2 separate regions of the Homo sapiens genome follow, and region 2 is linked to region 1. A link is a loop called in an ENCODE intact Hi-C map of the cell type or tissue named here. Cell type or tissue: transverse colon. All regions are shown on one strand. Each heading gives the region's core, and the rest is flanking DNA. Links, peaks and the distances in the headings are about the cores only.

What was found. Hi-C counts contacts between places; a loop is a spot of excess contacts. Peaks named below come from ENCODE experiments on the same cell type or tissue, not always from the same donor. Only the 100,000 strongest peaks of a DNase experiment are listed, where the experiment ranks them.
Region 2: it touches region 1 in a loop (2.0-fold over the local background); 15 of 110 quality-filtered maps call a loop at or near these places.

The regions. Positions count from the first base shown.
Region 1 is chr17:29,397,222-29,402,598 of GRCh38, forward strand. The region is part of intron 1 of TAOK1 (TAO kinase 1); the gene reads left to right. Among named protein-coding and RNA genes, the nearest start is that of MIR4523, 9.2 kb to the left of the region's middle. RefSeq lists an enhancer at 4,137-4,206. In transverse colon, for the core only: no CTCF peak of the experiment used is centred there; a DNase peak (open chromatin) is centred at 2,910.
Region 2 is chr17:29,451,998-29,457,374 of GRCh38, forward strand. The region is part of intron 2 of TAOK1 (TAO kinase 1); the gene reads left to right. Among named protein-coding and RNA genes, the nearest start is that of MIR4523, 64 kb to the left of the region's middle. RefSeq lists an enhancer at 3,425-3,474. In transverse colon, for the core only: no CTCF peak of the experiment used is centred there; no DNase peak of the experiment used is centred there.

The sequences.
Region 1 (5,377 bases), core at 138-5,137:
GAGGCAGTGGTTGCAGTGAGCCAAGATCGTGCCACTGCATTCCAGCCTGGGTGACAGAGTGAGACTCTGTCTCAAGAAAATAATAAAAAAGTTAAAAAATGGCTGGGTGCCGTGGCTCACGCCTGTAATCTCAGCACTTTGGGAGGCCAAGGTGGGCAGAACACAAGGTCAGGAGTTCGAGACCAGCCTGGCCAGCATGGTGAAACCCTGTCTCTACTAAAAATACAAAAAATTAGCCGGGCATGGTGGCGCGCACCTGTAGTCTCAGCTACTCAGGAAGTTGAGGCAGGAGAGTTGCTTGAACTCAGCAGGCGGAGGTTGCAGTGAGCCGAGATCGTGCCATTGCACTCCAGCCTGGGCAACAGAGTGAGATTCCGTCCCCCCCCAAAAAAATATATATATATATATACATGTATACATGTATATATGTATATTCATGTATGATACATGTATACATGTATACATGTATATTCATGTATGCATACATGAATATACATGTATGTATATACATATATACACGTATATATACACGTATGTATATATGTATACATGTATATTCGTGTGTATATATGTATATTCATGTATGTATATATGTATATACATGTATATATATGTGTATATATATATATGTATGTCACCATTTACTAGTGTAAATGTGTAACTTTTTCAGTTTTTGTTTTTTTGAGATGGGGTCTTGCTGTGTCACCCAGGTGGGAGTGCAGTGGCACAGTCATGGCCCATAGCAGCCTCTACCTTCAGGGCCGAAGCCGTGAGTAGCTGAGACTGCAGGCCTATGCCACCATACTTGGCTTATTTTAAAGTTTTTTTCGAGAAACGGGGTCTCTATGTTGCCCAATCTGGTCTCAAACTCATGGGGGCTCAGGCAGTCCTCCCTCCTCAGCATCCCAAAGAGCTGGGATTACAGGCATGAGCCACAGTACCAGGCCTGTGGTAACTTCTTTATTTAACTATTTATGCCTCACCTTTTCTTTTCTTTTTTTTTGAGACGGAATTTTGCTCTTGTTGCCCAGGCTGGAGTGCAATGGCATGATCTCGCTCACTGCAACCCCTGCCTCCCAGGTTCAAGCGATTCTCCTGCCTCAGCCTCCCAACAGCTGGGATTACAGGTATGCGCCACCATGCCCAGCTAATTTTTTGTATTTTTAGTAGAGACGGGGTTTCTCCATGTTGGTCAGGCTGGTCATGAACTCGTGACCTCAGGTGATCGCCTGCCTTGGCCTCCCAAAGTGTTGGGATTACAGATGTGAACCACTGCGCCAGGCTTCTTTTCTTTTCTTTTCTTTTCTCTTTTCTTTTCTTTTTTAGAGATGGAGTTTTGCTCTTGTTGCCCAGGCTGGAGTGCAATGGCGTGATCTCGGCTAACTGCAACCTCAGCCTCCCAGGTTCAAGTGATTCTCCTGCCTCAGCCTCCCGGGTAGCTGGGATTATAGGCATGTGCCACCATGCCTGGCTAATGTTTTTGTTTTTTTAGTAGAGACAGGGTTTCACCATGTTGGCCAGGCTGGTCTTGAACTCCTGACCTCAGGTGATCCACCCACCTTGGCCTCCCAAAGTGCTGGGATTACAGGCGGGCATGAGCCACCACACCCGTTAATGTGAAGATAGTATATACTGGGTTGTTTAAATAGGATAATGCTTGCTAAGTACTTAACTTACTGCCTGATACATGCTAACACTCAATAAATTGTTGGCTATCACACACTAGCTGCCTAATATAAATGTTTATGAGTACATTGAGATAATTTTTTTTTTTTTTTTTTTGAGACAGGGTCTCACTCCTGTCACCCAGACTGGAGTGCAGTGGCACGATCTCGGCTGCCTGCAGCCTTGACCTCCCAGGCTCAAGTGATCCACCCACCTTTGCCCTCCAAGTAGCTAGGACTACAGGCAAATGCCACTGCCTGGCTAATTTTTGTATTTTTTGTGGAGATGGGGTTTTGCCATGTTGCCTGGTCTGGTATCGAACTCCTGAGCTCAAGTGGTTCCACCTGCCTCAGCCTCCCAAAGTGCTGGGGAGAGTCTAATATTTAAGGATGAGTTGCATTATATAATTTTGATTTGATATTGGATTTATTTTTATTTATTTATTTTGAGACGGAGTCTCGCTCTGTTGCCCAGGATGGAGTGCAGTGGCACAATCTCGGCTCGCTGCAACCTCTGCCTGCCCTGTTCATGCCATTCTCCTGCCTCAGCCTCCCAAGTAGCTGGGACTACAGGCGCCCGCCACTATGCCTGGCTAAATTTTTGTATTTTTATTAGAGACGGGGTTTCACCGTGTTAGCCAGGATGGTCTTGATCTCCTGACCTCGTGATCTGCCCGCCTTGGCCTCCCAAAGTGCTGGGATTACAGGCGTGAGCCACTGCGCCTGGTGATATTGGATTTATATATCTGGAGTCTGACATACATTTTTGAAAGAAATAGTTAGAATATCAAGGTAGCTTAGTAACTTTTTGCACCTATAATGGACTACTGTGTAGTACTTAATGGGAGTTTTTTTCTTTCTTTGGGATAGATTCTCGCTCTGTCACTCAGGCTGGAGTGCAGTGGTGAGATCAAAGTTCACTACAGCCTCAATCTTCTGGACTTAGCGATCCTCTCACCTCAGCCACCTCAGCAGCTAGGACTACAGGCGTGCACCACCACACCTGGCTAATTTTTTTTTATTTTTAGTACAGACGAGATCTCACTATGTTGCCCAGGTTGGTCTTGATCTTCTGAGTTTAAGTGATCCTTCTGCCTTGTTCTCCCAAAGTGGTGAGATTATACACAGGAGCCACTGTGCCCACCTCTGATGGGAGTTTTTAATTTATCACAGGTTTTCTTTTTCCTTTGCTGGATATAAAGCCTGTCTTAAGAAATGACATTTCAGGCCGGGCGTGGTGGCTCAGGCCTGTAATCTCAGCACTTTGGGAGGCCGAGGTGGGTGGATTGCTTGAGGTCAGGAGTTCAAGACCATCCTGGCCAAAGTGGTGAAACCCCGTCTTTACTAAAAACACAAAAATTAGCTGGGTGTGGTAGTGGGCGCCTGTAATCCCAGCTACTTGGGAGGCTGAGGCAGGAGAATCACTTGAACCAGGCAGAGGTTGCAATGAGCCGAGATCGCGCCATTGCACTCCAGCCTGGGAGACAAGAGCAAAACTCCGTCTCAAAAAAAAAAAAAAAAAACAACAAATGACATTTCTTTTCCAGTACTTACTTTGTTTATTTAAGAAAAATTTGGTATCCCTCTTCTACCTCCTGGAGCTCTTTTTACCATCCCTGTCTTTGAAGGGATTCAGAGTACCCATGCTCTTCTACGCATTTTTATTTAGGTATCTTTTGTAGGTATGTCCTTACCTTGAAAGTGCCTTACGTTCCAAAATGTATTAATTCAACAAACTTTAAGTGATTATTATGTGCCAGATAAGACAGTATTTCAGCCCTGGGAGAATTCCACCTTCTGAATAGTTTTCTCAAGCTAGATAATCATAGGAAAGCAAGGACTTTCCCATAATTTTTAGTTCCTCTAAGCCAGTGCTTTCAAACTTTAGTTTGTGATCCATTAATGGCTTGTAAATTCAATTTAGTGAGTCACAATAACAATTTTAAAAAGTAATGGGGAGTGTCAGTGTGGTGCATAAAGTAAGGGTAAACATTATTATGGGAAACTTTTGTTTGCCTCTTTTTTTTTTTTTTTTTTTTTTTGATGCCAGGGTCTTGCTCTGTTGCCCAGGCTGGAACGCAGTGGTGTGATCATAGTTCACTGCGGCCTCCACCTCCTGGCTCAAGTGATCCTCCCACCTCAGCCTCCTGAGTAACTGCGACTACAGGTGTGCACCACCACACCCGGCTAATTTTTGAAAAAATTTTTTTGTGCAGACAGGGTCTTGCTATGTTGCCCAGGATGGTCTCAAATTCCTGATCTTAAGTTATCCTCTTGCCTTGGCCTCCCAAAGTGCTGGTATTACAGGTGTAAGCTATTGTGCTCAGCAGTTTGCCACATTTTTATATGTTCTGGGTACCCAGTTACACTGTTATAAAGACATACCTGAGACTGGGTAATTTATAAAGAAAATAGGTTTAATGTGCTCACGGTTCTGTGGGCTATACAGGCATCTGCATCTGGGGAGGCTTCAGAAAACTTACAATCATAGCGGAAGTGGAAGTGGGCATATTTTCCCATGGTTGGCAGGAGAGAGAGGGAGAGTGTGCATGTGTGTGGACACGCAAGCGAGTGAAGGGGGAAGTGCTACAAACTTTCCACTTTCCAACAACAGTAGCTCTTGAGAACTCACTATCAACTAGAACAGCAAGGGGGAAATCCACCCCAATGATCCAATCATTTCCACCAGGTCCCTCCCCCAACTTTGGAGATTACAATTTAACATGAGATTTGGGTAGGGACACAGAGCCAAACCATATCACTTTCTTTTTCTTCTCTTTTTTTTTTTGAGACAGGGTTTTACTCTGTTGGGAGGCTGGAGTGCAGTGGGGTGATCATGGCTTGCTGAAACCTCTGCCTCTTGGGCTCAAGCAATCCTCCCACCTCAGCCTCCTGAGTAGCTGTGCCACCACGCCTGGCTAATTTTTGTACTTTTTGTTCTTTTTGTTTGAGACGGGGTTTCGCCATGTTGGCCAGGCTGGTCTTGACTCCTGGCCTCAGGTGATCTGCCCACCTTGGCCTCCCAAAGTGCTAGAATTATAAGCGTGAGCCACTGTGCCTGAACTAAAATTTCTTTTTTTACCTCATCCCTTTTACTTCTAATCTTCTGTCTCTGAAGTATGCTTGTTTTAGTTTGCTTTTTCCTTTTTCTTTCAACAACTCTCCTTCAATCTCTACTGATTCATCTGTAGTCTATTTAGTCGTTATATTGGGTATATTTACCTTTCCTAGGTTTCAAAGCTTAGGAGATAGCAAGGACTTTGCCTAAAAGGTCCTGGGCAGGGTACCAGTAGTTTTGGATAATCATGGTAACTTCTGAGGTTTTTGTATTAAGGAACGTGTTATCAGATATCTAATGTCACACACTATGTGTGAGTGCAGTTTCTCATGAATTGCAGAATTTTAAAAAAAGAAGACTTTCTATTTAATTTTTTTAAGACGGTCTCAGTCCCCTTCCCTATGCTAGAGTCCAGTGGCACACAATGATGGCTCACTGTGCCTCTACTTCCCGGGCTCAGGTGATCCTTTTACCTCAGCCTACCAAGTAGCTGAGACTACAGTCATGCGCCACCATACCTGACTAATTCTTTTGTATTTTTTGTAGAGATTAGGTTTTGTCACATTGCCCAAGCTGGTCTCGAACTCCTGAGCTCAAGCAATCTGCCTGCCTCAGCCTCCGAAAGTGCTGGGATTACAGGTGTGAGCCACCATGC
Region 2 (5,377 bases), core at 261-5,260, 55 kb after region 1:
TTGAGTCCAGCAGTTTGAGACCACCCTGGGCAACATGGTGAAACCCTGCCTCTACAAAAAATACAAAACTTAGCCCGGTGTGGTGGTGCACACCTGTAGTTCCAGGTACTCAGGAGGCTGAGGCCAGAGAATCACCTGAGCCCAAGAGGCAGAGGTTGCAGTGAGCCGAGATTGTACCACTGCATTTCAGCCTGGGCAACAGAGCAGATCCTGTCACAAAAAATAAATAAATAAATAAATAAATAAATAAACAAATGAAAGAAAGAAAAAGAAAAAAATTTGCTTTAACTTATGTGTTACTTTTTTAGAATTCTTAGCACACCTTTTTTATAAGTCTCATGGCTTGCATTGCTATAGAGTTAAATACTGCAGAACACAGACTTCCACTGATTTCTACTTCTGTAAAGTCCCATTCAGAGTCAATCTTAGTCTTGTGGAGGTCTAGGATTATTATTTGACAGATATACCAAAGTCTGTTTCTTTTATATGCATTTGTGTGTGCGTGTGAATTAAAAAAACTTATCAAATTTGCTGTTTTAATTATTTTTTAACATTTGCACAAACATTACCACCATCTACTTCTAAAACATTTTCATCACCTGAAATAGAAACTCTATATCCACTGACAGTAACTCCCATTTCACCCTCCACCCAGCCCCTGGTACCTGTAATCTCCCTTGGTCTCGATGAATTTGCTTAGATATTTCTAGATATTCATAGAAATGGAGTCAAACAATATTTATTCTTTTGTTTCTAGCTTATATTATTTAACTGATTGTTTTTGAGCTTCATCCATATTGCAGTATCTGTGAGAACTTCATTCTTCTTTATAGCTGAATAATATTCCATTGTATATTAAACCATAATTTGTTTATCTATACATCTGTTGATGAACACATGGGTTGTTTCCACTTTTGACTATTGTGAATGATGCTGCCATGAACATTGATGTGTATCTGGTTGAGTCCCTGTTTTCAATTTTGAGTATGTACCTAGGAGTGGATTTGCAGGTTCCTATAGTATTCTGTGTTTGTTTGTGGGACTGCCTAACTGCACCACAGCAGCTGCACCAGTCTTTGTTCTATGTCTATGGATTTGCCTATTCTGGATACTTCATAAAAAAGAAATCGTACAATATTTGACCTTTAGTTTCTGGCTTACTTTTTTTTTTTTTTTTTTTGAGATGGAGTCTCGCTCTATTGCCCAGGCTGGAGTGCAATGGCACGATCTCGGCTCACTGCAAGCTCCGCCTCCCGGGTTCATGCCATTCTCCTGCCTCAGCCTCCCGAGTAGCTGGGACTACAGGCGCCCACCACCACGCCCGGCTAATTTTTTGTATTTTTAGTAGAGACAGCGTTTCACCGTGTTAGCCAAGATGGTCTCGATCTCCTATAGGCACGTGCTACTAACCCCTGGCTAATTTTTGTCTTTTAAGTAGAGACGGGGTTTTGCCATGTTGGCCAGGCTGGTCTCAAACTCCTGACCTCAAGTGATCCTCTTGCCTTAGCCTCCTGAAGTGTTGGGATTACAGGTGTGAGCCACCACACCTGGCCTATTTTGAGTTAGATTTTTTGTTTTGTTTTGTTTTTGTTGTTTTGAGACAGAGCGTCGCTCTGTTGCCCAGGCTGGAGTGCAGTGGTGCGTTCTCAGCTCACTGCAACCTCCGCCTCCCGGGTTCAAGCAATTCTCCTGCCTCAACCTCTCGAGTAGCTGGGATTACAGGTGCATGCCACCATGTCTAGCTATATTTTGAGTTAGTTTTTATATATGGTGTGAGGTAGAGGTCTAACTTCATTCACTTAGGTTTTTTTGTTTTTTTTTTTTTTGAGACAGGGTCTCTCACTCTGTTGCCCAGGCTGGAGTGCAGCAGAGTCATCATGGCTCACTACGTCCTCAGCCTCCGTGGGCTCAGGTGTTCCTCCCACCTCAGCCTCCAGAATAGCTGGGACCACAAGCGTGCACCACCAGGCCCAGCTAATTTTTTTGCTTTTTTTTTTTTTTGGAAATGGGGTTTTGCTATGTTGCCCAGGCTGGTGTTGAACTCCTGGGCACAAGCAGTCCACCCACCTTGGCCTCACAAAAGTGCTGAGATTATAGGTGTGAGCCACCACACCTGGCCCCAACTTCATTCTTTTGTGTGGGTAAATCTAGTTTTCCCAGTACATCTGTTAAAGAGACTGTTATTTCCCCCATTGAATTGTCTTGGCATCCTTGTCAAATCAGTTGATCATATTTCATAGATTAATTTCTGATCTCTTAATTCTATTCCATTTATCTGTATGTCTATCTTTATGTCAGTACCACACCGTTTTGATGACTGTAGCTTTGTGGTAAGTTTGAGATCAAGAGGTTTTATTCCTCCAACTTTGTTATTCTTCTTAAGGTTTGTTTCAGAGCTCCTTGAAATTTCATATGAATTTGAGGATTGGCTTTTTTTTTTCTTATTACCACTTTCCAGTTGACGTGGCTTTTTTATTTCTGCAAAAAAAGACTTAGAATTTTGATAGGGATTGTGTTGACTCTATAGATCACTTTTGGTAGATCTATAGATCACTGTCTTAATAATATTAAGTCTTCTGATCCATGAACACAGAATGTCTTTCTAAACATTTATTTATAGCTTTAATTTCCTTGAGCATTATTTTGCATTTAGTTGCAAATGTTTCACCTCCATGCAACATATTCTTAGGTTTTTTTGTTTTTTTGTTTTTTTTTTGTTTTTGAGACGGAGTCTCACCCTGTCACCCAGGTTAGAGTGCAGTGGTGCGATCTCGGCTCACTGCAGCCTCGGCCTCCTGGGTTCAAATGATTCTCCTGCCTCAGCCTCTCAAGTAGCTGGGACTACAGGAGCATGCCACCATGCCCAGCTAATTTTTTGTATTTTTAGTAGAGACGGGGTTTCACTGTGTTAGCCAGGATGGTATTTTTTGTTTTTTGTTGAGACAGTCTTGCTTTGTCACCCAGGCTGGAGTACAGTGGCACGATCTTTGCTCACTGCAACCTTTGCCTCCCAGGTGATTCTCCTGCCTCAGTCTCCTAAGTTGCTGGGATTACAGGTACACACCACCACACTTGGCTAATTTTTGTATTTTTAGTAGAGACAGGGTTTCACCATGTTGGCCAGGCTGGTCTTGAACTCCTGACCTCAAGTGATCTGCCTGCCTCAGCCTCCCAAAGTGCTGGGATTACAGGTGTGAGCCACTGCATCTGGTCATTCCTACGTATTTTATTCTTTTAGATGCTAGTGTAAGTGGAATTACTTTCTTAATTCCGTGTGAAATTGTTCATTGCTGATGTATAGAAACATAGCTGTTTTTTGTATCTTCATCTTGTACCCTACAACTCTGCTGAGTTTGTATGTTCTAGTATCTTTCTGTTGGATTCTTTGAAATTTCTACGTACAGTATTATATCATTTGCAAATGGAGATGGTTTTACTTCTTTCTTTTCAACTTGAATGGCTTTCGTTTTTCCTGTCTTGATACCCTGGGCTAGAACTTCCAGTACAGTGTTGAACAGCCGTGGTGAAAGTGAGCATGTTGTCTTGTTCCTGATAGTAGTGAGAAAGCCTTTTCAGCCTTTTACTATTGAGTATGGTGTTAGCACTGGGTTTTTAATAAATACCCTTTATCATGTTGAAGAAGTTCCCTTTATTCCTGTTTTTTTGAGTGTTTTTATCATGAAAGTATTGGATTCTGTCAAATGCCTTTTCTGCATCAAGCTGGATCATGTGTTTTTTTTTTCCTTCATTTTATTAATGTGGTATATCAAATTGATTGATTTTGTTAGTTTAAATCACCCTTACATGTCTGTGATAAATCAAACTTCATCACGGTTTGTAATTCTTTTAATATGCTCTAGGTTTCTGTTTGCTAGTATGGTGTTGGGAATTTTTCATTCCACATTTGTAAGAGATGCTGGTCTGTAGTTTTCTTGTGATGTCTTTATCTAGTGTTGGCATCAGGGTAATACTGGCTTCATAGGGTGAGTTAGGAAGTGTTCCCTTCTTTTCTATTTTTTGATAGAGTTTGTGAAGGATTGGTATTAGTCTTCTTTAAATGTTTGGTAGGGCCGGGCGCGGTGGCTCATGCCTGTAATCCCAGCACTTTGGGAGGCCAAGGCAGGCAGATCACCTGAGGTCAGGGGTTCGAGACCAGCCTGGACAACATGTCAAAACCCCGTCTCTACTAAAAATACAAAAATAAGTTGAGTGTGGTGGTGCATGCCTGTAGTCCCAGCTACTCGGGGAACTGAGGCATGAGAATCGCTTGAACCCGTCCATGAGGTGGAGGTTGCAGTGAGCCAAGATCATGCCACTGCACTCCAGCCTGGGGGATAGAGCGAGACTCTGTCTCCGGGAAAAAAAAAATGTTTGGTAGAATTTCCTAGGGAAGCCATTTGGTTCTGAAGTTTTCTTTCTTGGGAGGTTTTTGATTACAGATTCAATCTCTTTACTTATGATAGGTCTGTTGAGATTTTCGATTTTCTTGAGTTAGTTTAGTTTGTAAGTTTCTAGGAATTTGTCTATTACAGGTTGAGCATCCCAAATCTGAAAATCCAATGCTTGTTGGAGCATTTCAGATTTTGGATTTTCAGACTGGGGATACCCAGCCAGTAAGTGTAATGCAAATATTCCAAAATGTGAAAAAATTTGAAATCTGAAACACTTCTGGTCCCAAGCATTTTGCACAAGGTATACTCAACCTATAATGTTCTCATATAGTTCTATTTCTTTTTTTGTTTTGTTTTGTTTTTAAAACGGAGTCTCGCTCTGTCGCCTAGGCTGGAGTGCAGTGGTGTGATCTCAGCTCACTGCAAGTTCTGCCTCCCGGGTTCACTCCATTCTCCTGCGTCAGCCCCCCAAGTAGCTGGGACTACAGGCGCCTGTCACCACGCCTGGCTAATTTTCTGTATTTTTAATAGAGACGGGGTTCCACTGTGTTAGCCAGGATGGTCTCGATCTCCTGGTCTTGTGATCCGCCTTCCTCGGCCTCCCAAAGTGCTGGGATTACAGGCGTGAGCCACAGCATCTGGCCATATAGTTCTATTTCTGTAACGTTCTCCCATTCTTTTCTTCTCTTTTTTTCTTTTTCTTTTTTTTTTTTTTTTTTTTTTGAGACAGAGTCTCACTCTGTCTCTGTCTCCCAGGCTGCAGTGCGGTGGCATGATCCTGGCTCACTGCAACCTCTGCCTCCTGGGTTCAAGCACCCCTCCCACCTCAGCCTTCCAAGTAGATGGGAATATACAGGTGCATGCCACCATACCTGGCTAATTTTTGTATTTTTTGGTTGAGATGGGGTTTCACCATGTTGGCCAGGCTGGTCTTGAACTCCTGACCTCAGGTGATCCGCCCGCCTCGGCCTCCCACAGTGCTGGGA